2 separate regions of the Homo sapiens genome follow, and region 2 is linked to region 1. The links are chromatin loops, found by intact Hi-C in ENCODE. Cell type or tissue: dorsolateral prefrontal cortex. All regions are shown on one strand.

What was found. A loop is a pair of places that touch in the nucleus more often than their neighbours do. Peaks named below come from ENCODE experiments on the same cell type or tissue, not always from the same donor. Only the 100,000 strongest peaks of a DNase experiment are listed, where the experiment ranks them.
Region 2: it touches region 1 in a loop (6-fold over the local background); 1 of 110 quality-filtered maps calls a loop at or near these places.

The regions. Positions count from the first base shown.
Region 1 is chr4:104,392,919-104,396,918 of GRCh38, reverse strand. LOC105377350 (a long non-coding RNA gene) reads left to right here and starts at 2,508. Exons shown (of 3, transcript XR_939033.3): 1 at 2,508-2,661. In dorsolateral prefrontal cortex, CTCF peaks have their summits at 2,232 and 2,433 (motif pointing right); DNase peaks (open chromatin) are centred at 1,378 and 2,198; H3K4me3 peaks cover 2,089 bases; H3K27ac peaks cover 1,745 bases.
Region 2 is chr4:104,449,436-104,453,435 of GRCh38, reverse strand. No RefSeq gene overlaps it. Among named protein-coding and RNA genes, the nearest start is that of CXXC4-AS1, 40 kb to the left of the region's middle. In dorsolateral prefrontal cortex, CTCF peaks have their summits at 1,452 and 1,652 (motif pointing right); no DNase peak of the experiment used is centred here; H3K4me3 peaks cover 595 bases.

The sequences.
Region 1 (4,000 bases):
TGCCTTTCTCTCTATATACAAAGTGTAAAATCTGAAGATTGACATCAATCTACATGTAACTTTTATTATACAGACTACTATTTACTTTGTTATAGTAACAAATGTATAATAATTATTCTATCAGATTATATTTTATGAATATTTTTCTCCATTTAAAGTAAAATTCCAAGTTTTTTTTGGCTACTCTCCTATATTCAAGTTTCCATAAGAGAACTTCTATTTCTGGGTGTAAACAGTATTGGAACAACAATTATCATTCTGCCTTTTTTCTTCTCACACCTTACTTCCTCAAAGAAGAAAGATTTGAAACTCAGATTGCAATTTGTTCCATATTTGGATCTTTCTAAAGTTCTGGCATGCAATGTCTGTGGCTTCTTAACCCAAGTTGTACTAGGAATGCAATGAATGAACACATTAGGCTCTGTTACTTGTGAAGCATACAGATGACTCTAAATATATTGCTTTTAAAATAAACCTTGTCAAATTACAGAAATGTGGTGAAGCATACCCTTATCTACAGAAGAGAGAGGGTAGCATTGTGTTGGGCAGATTTTCTACAAGGAAAACCTCATGTAATTAACATGATTCTGGCCCTTTAACTTTTAACATGCTTCCCCAATTAAGCTTTCAAGGCCTTGAACTACAATATCTGGCCACAGCTGCTGGAAATTGACTTATCTCAGAAGATCATTGGAGCTTCTGACCTCTCTGTTAGAGAATTTTATTTAGCTTTTTAGATATTTGCCTCCTTTTTGCCCTAGAGGAAGGGTGAAAAAAAAAAGATGTAAATATTCGCGTATGTTCTAAGTTTTCACTATTTCAATCTTTTTTTCAATACTATATATTTGTATTTAGTCACTATTCTGTAAAGGTTGAACTATAGCTATTTAATGTTACATACACTTGCAAAAATATATAATGCAAAAAATATTTAGCTTATCTTATAAATATTAAAATGATATGTGGTGGATGTTTTGCTTACCTATCAAAAAATTTTATTTCAGTCTAAATCCTCACATAAATTATTATTACTACTGTTATTGTTGTTGCATTTATAAAATTAATGATTAAGTATTAACCAAATAATAATTCTATCTCTTTTGAAATGTGCTAAATATTCAAATCGTCATCTTGGGTTCAGGACCTGTATAGCCCTTTCCACTGGCATTTTTTTTTTTTTACTTTTTTAAAAAATAGAGTTTGCAAGGGTTATATGTCAGAAATGTCCACTTTTTTAAGAATTCAAGACCAGAATATCCTGTCTTGACTTTGCTGAAGAAAACCTTCCTGCACACAGCACCTTATGTTTACATGTGAGATTTGCCACTGTGAAGATTCCTGCCTCGTCTGTGTCTTGGCATGCAGCAGCCCCATGGGACAACAACATGCCCTCTCCAGGGTGGTTTTTGCCAGCACTGCACTTTTGCTTCTGTCATTCCCCTGCCTTAGTCCTAGTGGTTGTAACAAACCACAGGTGTTACAAACTCTAAATTGGAATTCGATGTTGGATTCAAAAACTCATGATAATTACACAGCTGTTTTAAATTGTGGTTAAGTGGCCAAAAACTGCCAAGAAACCCCACCCACATTCATTACTGTCTAAACGAAAAGGACGTGTATACAGTGATTATGAGGTTTCATATGACTCCCCCAAGCCATAGAGCAGGCTTTCCTAATTGTCAGCTGGACTGTGCAGTGCTTGTTTAAAATAATTAGAGTGCCGCAGCAGCTTCAGCAGCAAACCTCTCTTTTTTTATTTTTTTTTTAAATCTCATTGCAGGTTTTTATATCAGATACTATCAGCTTCCTCTTCATTTTAACACTATTATTCTGCCAGTCTGGAAAATGGAGAAGAGGAAAGAAAAGAATTATCCTTAATGTACACAAATAATGCAGCTCCAAAGTCAGGAAGATACAGCACCATGTGTGAGATGGATGGAAACAATTCAGCAAACAAATCTAAACTGAGGGGAAAAACGTGGTTCTCTCTTATTTTTTTTCAAGAAGGATAGCTGAAATCTTTCTTAATTACCGCTTATTCCAATGACAGAATTGTAATTTATCATTTAGTTGTAATTTGACATATGTTCACACCTTTGCCATTTCCAATTTCCTCCTTCATTCTAATTGTCTGCTTCACTCGCCTGTCATGCGCTTCTCTTGGGATTAATTCGAGCTGTCTGTCTGCACCAGGCTACCAGCACACTTGGGGCTGCCGAGAGCGTGACAGTGTCAATGTGCACACAGTTTATCTAAGACATTACCCAGCCATCACACTCCGGGATCTTCTCTTCCCTCACTGTTTACTGTTTATTCCACTTTGCATTTGTGACTTTTCTGTGTTTTATTAGACTCTAATTATGCTCTTGGCTGTCAGCTGTAAAGAGAGAAAACGTTACATTAATTACAGTGGAGGGGGAGGCGCTTGGGATTGGTAGTAAATGGACCAGTAGATGTCTCTCTCTGTCTCTAAGATCCACGCGTGATTTAAATACTCTTTTTGCTTCACTTTGGTTTGCATCCTTGATAGATGCCTGCACTCAAATGTAAAATATGCAAACATTCAAGCGAACGTAACTTTTACATGCACAACTGTATTTTTCCTCATCTCATCCAAAACTAGGAACATTGGCATAGGAAGACAGAAACCTCAGCTTTCAGGTAACCATGGGTTTTTTTTAAAATGTCAATTGTTTAATTCATGGATGTTGTCAGCACAAGCATGATGGGGAGTGGTGATGGTGAGGAGCGTATTTAGTGAGCAGTGGTAGAGTACAATTTTTGTAGAGGTAGCTGTTGTTTTGAATCATTAGAAACAGTTAATAGTCATTTTTTCCTCCTTCCTAAGGCCATCTCAGTCCATTAAACTCCAGCAATAATTTCTGCATATGGCATCAATTTTTTTTTTTGCTTTCTTCAGAAAAAAGTTCTTCTTGTTGCTTCCAGCCTACGTAAACCATAAAAATATGTTTTCTGTTCTCCTGCTACATAGATTTTCATTGTAGCTAAAACTTCCTGGTAATATGAAACAGAGGAAATATATCCTCCCCCACCCCTTTAGGCTGTTAACGTGGGTAGTAATTCATTAAATTGGTTGCATCATTCTCCCAATGGCCTGAAAGAGTGAAAGTGACTACTTTGAATATCAAATTATCCATGAAAATGGATTTATATTTTATTTTCTCCTGATAATTTCATCAGTCTTGTTTCAGGTAATTGTGGGACTGAAGCTAATCTGTGGCTTAGATTTCTTTCCTATTTTTTTGTAATCCCAGCAATTCTCCTAATTATGTTTTTTGGCTTCTGACTCAGCTTTAATTCTATATACTGTCAGATGCTGTATAACTGCCTGATCATCACTTCACATATTCTTAACTTGTGAAATACCTGTATTCTACAGATATATATTAAATCATATTCCTAAGAGTTAGAGTTTTAATGGGAAATTAATAAGGCATGAGTGAAGAAAGTAACAGTCTATAAAATATGAACAAAGTTGTGAAATATTGTCTAGGCTTTTTTTTTAACTTTCAAATAACAGACAATAAATTTCTGGCATTTACCTACACTACCTTAACTATAATATAAACATTATATATCAAGACAATATCTAAGAATATTAACATCTTGTGCTGATCAAAAGCAACTTTTTGTTAATTTCATTTTTATTCTTCTAACATTATTCTAGGGTAAATCCATTATAAAATATTATTAAAGTATAAATTAAGCTTATTGAAGTTGTGCAACTAGAATGTAACCAATTATAATCACAATCTCAGCAACTGGAATTTTCTAGTATTTAATTTTTAAGCTACATACTTTGACAGAGAAAATATAAAAGTTCAAGAGTAAAGGGAGAGAGATGAGAGAATGAAGAAGAGAGTAGAAAAGGAAATAAAGACAAGTGCAACTTAAGGACAACAAATCATCAAATTAGCTAAAATGCGGTATTAAACACGAATAGTCAAAAAGTTTTATAATATTTGAACTCTCCTAATAG
Region 2 (4,000 bases), 57 kb before region 1:
GCCTCGGCCTCCCAAAATGCTGGGATTACAGGCATGAGCCACCGTGCCTGGACTGAGCAGCACTTTTCTTTTCTTTTCTTTTCTTTTTCTTTTCTTTTCTTTTCTTTTCTTTTCTTTTCTTTTCTTTTCTTTTCTTTTCTTTTTTTCTTTTCTTTTCTTTTGTTTTCTTTTGTTTTCTTTTCTTTTCTTTTCTTTTCTTTCTTTTCTTTTCTTTTCTTTTCTTTTTTTTCTTTTCTTTTCTTTTCTTTTTCCTTTCCTTTTCTTTTTTTTCTTCTCTTTTTTCTTTTTTAATTTATTTTTTAGACAGAGTTTCACTCTTGTTGCCTAGGCTGTAGTGCAGTGGTGTGATCTTGGCTAACTGCAAGCTCTACCTCCTGGGTTCAAGCAATTCTCCTGCCTCAGCCTCCTGAGTAGCTGGGACTACAGGTGCCCACTGCTATGCCCGGCTAATTTTTTGTATTTTTAGTAGAGATGGGGTTTCACCGTGTTAGCCGGGATGGTCTTGATCTCCTGACCTCGTGATCTGCCCACCTCGGCCTCCCAAAGTGCTGGGCTTACAGGCATGAACCATGCTCCCGGCCAAGCAGAACATTTTTATGTACACTGCTGTGACCATTTATTTAGCACATCGATGGTATAGTGATTGAGAACATAGATTTGGGAGTCAAATTGCATGAGTACAAATACTGCTGAGCTACATACTAATCATGAAATTTCAGATGAATTTACATATGTGATCTACTTTTTCATATTTAAATTGATAATAATAGTTACACTCACAGAACCATTTGGAGAGATTAAAAAGTCATTCATGGAAAAGCTCTCATTACGATTATGTCCACAGTTCAGTTATTCAACAAAAAAAGATAACTTGTTTCTTTTTTTCATAACTGAACTCATTGTTTTCATGTTGATCTTTCATCCTAGCTGGTGTTAGAAATGAAATCTTAGGTAATTCTGTTTTCCTCAGTTAGCACAGTGATTTTGAGGCCTATTGTTGAGGCTCAGAAAATGATACCCCAAAACACGGTGCTTTGGCATGCTGAACCAAAGAGGCAGCCTTAAGATCTCTCTCTGACTTCTCCCAGGCCCCCTGTCTCTCTGATGCTCTTACTTTCCTGAAGCACCAGGAGAAACTTTCTCTGGAATTTCCTTATCTGACTAGGTAATTAACTTTCCTAAAGAAATATAATTGCATTGAGACACTGCTTCTCTAAGAATCTCATCAAAACAAACAAATAAACAAACAAACAAACAAAAAACCAGGAAACAATAATCACTGGAGAGAAGATAACTAAAAGTCATCACTACACCCAGACAGATTTTCATCTATTCTTCTGAGAGCAGCTTCTTCAAGAGACTACCTAAGAAATCGTATCTGCATAAAAAGACAACCTTTGTTCCTGTGTAGTTCCACCTCTAGGTTTCCCTAACTTGTCAGTCTCATCCAGCTTCCCAAGAGTATTATTTGCAAAATAAAGTCTCTCTACATCTCTCCCAAATATAGAAATTTTGAAAGCCTCAGCCATATGGCCCCTCTTTAAAACCTATATTTTGTGTATGGCTCTATGTTAGTCTGCTTTAAATACATTTTGTATGCCTTTTTCTCCTATGAATCTGTCTATTGTCAGCTTACTTTCAGCAAACCTCTAGAGGGCAGAAGGAAAGCATTGCCTTGGCCCTTTCACTATCTAGAGTCAGACTTCCGTGGTTCAAATAGTAACTCTGCTATTTCTAATTGAGGGACTTTAGGCAAATTACTTCTCTGTGACCTGGTTTTGTCATCACAAAATGGTGAAACTGAGTGATAATTCCTTCATAATCTGGTTATTACTCAAATAAAATTTGGTAAGAATAATGCCTGGCCTTATTAAGTGCTTGATCAAGGCTAGATCTTACTATTCTTATTTTTAGGTTTAAATAGGTCCCATCTTGGTTTGGGTATCTCAGTCCTATCTAGGCATTTAATTATACCTTCCAAAGTTAGGGTAGATCAGAATTAGGGGTTCTTTCCAGAAACCTACCAGCATCTAAGCCCTAGCTTCCTCCTGGGTTACTTTTCATTTCACTTAGTGGAATCCTTGTGTAGTCTGTGTAGGGAGGTCTGGTTCTTTATTCCTTGTTTATGGAATAAACCTTATGCCTTTAATGGTTCAGGGCTTAGCTTCTTCCACTGCAAAATCCTTGCGTTTTGAGATTTAAAGGCTTTGGGTTTTGAAAATAAAGAGGGTTTTCTTTGCATATTGTGATATCTCTCCCCTAATGTGGGCAGGAGAATAGGAAAGGGGACAAAAAGTAAGATAAAATATATTACAGGAAGCACATCATAGTTAATATCTCAAAATATTATTCCTCTACAATGTTTCTATTGAGGGTCTTCTCTGTTCCTGAAGTTCCCTTTGGAACCAAGCAGAGTTCTAAGTTGCAATCCAGAAGGCTGCTTTTCTTAGAAGCACTCTTAAGTCACTTCAATTCAGAGTGATTTTTTTCTTGTAACTGTATTATGGTGGTCTTTATCACACTCATTTAAAATAGCCCAGTATATACTCTATTTCTTCCACTGGACTATATACTCCTTGTGGGCTGAGAATAAACCTTATTCATTTTTGGAACCTGTATTCTCTTCTGTGCCTAACATAGGACCTGACACATAGAAGCACTTGAAAATGTTGATCATACTAATTAAACAAATTACAGGAAACTGGCTACAGCAGAGGCCTAGAGTTCTGTCTGAATCTCTGCCTACACTCTCTGGTATTCTGGAAAAGCCTTATCTATTACTGTGGATCATTGATATTGATGTAACTAGATACAACATATTAATCTTTATTTCAGTTTTAGAAATAATAAGCAGTCTATGTGCCAGCCATTTTGCCAGGCTCCAGAGAGGCAAAATTTAATAAAACCCTGCCATCAAAACTAGAGATTTTTTTAAATGAGCAATTTAAATGATGTATATGTCTAGCACAGAGCTTGACGCATGATACCTGTGATAACTTCGTTGGAGAAGGAATGAATAAAGAACTCTGATGGAGTTATATGTGGAGGCCTAGAGCCTTTTGTTTGTTCCATGGAGGTCTTGAAGCAGGTTGTAACTAAGGTGAGTCTTGGAGGATGGATAGAAGTTGAGCAAGGAAAGAAGTAGAAGGGCAGGCTTGGCAGCACAAGCAAGAACAGAGTGGTATCAAACAACAAAATTATGCATTTTATGTAAAAAATCAGATTTGTTTATATTTTAGCCAAAATACATTTTCTTTGCAACATAGCCTCATGGTTTAGAGTATAAGCTCTAAAACCAGATAGCATAGGTTCACACCTCAGTTCAACCACTAACTTACTCTACAGTCTTAGTTAAGTATTTTAACCTCACTGTGTCTGGGCACTTCACCTGTAAAGTTGGAAATAATGTCAACTTCTTAAGGCTATCTTGAAGTTCAAACAAGACAATGCATTTAAAGTAGTCAAAATATGTCTAACAAAAAGTGCTCAGTTAATTTTAGCTTTACGAAGAGAAATATTGTGTGTGTGTGTGTGTTTCAGAAGATGTATTTCCCATTTAACATCATTGCAATTCTCATTTTCCATCCAGAGATTCTCAGGAGGGAGATGGTAAGAAGTAAAACTGAGTAGAACCACTTGGGGTTCTTTAAAAACAACGTATCCATTTGCTTATCTTCCTACACCTGAAACTCAGAAGTAACGTCACTGCTAAAGTGAGTCATTGTTAGTGAAGAGGGAGTGTAGTGTGTCATTTTATGCAGGGGCATTGGCATAGAAGATGGCTTTGAATTAATTTTATGGATGTTCTAGATACAGAATATATACAGTTCAGTTCTAGATTAAAATAGCTCAAATATTTGACTTCAAGTTTCTTCATATTTTAAAAGTTTTGTTGCAAGAACTATGAAAATCACCAAGGAGGCATATCTAGTGCCCTGAGCACACTGTGGCATCAATGATTTCTACTTAAGTACTCCAGAATTAATTCATTATTTTGCTT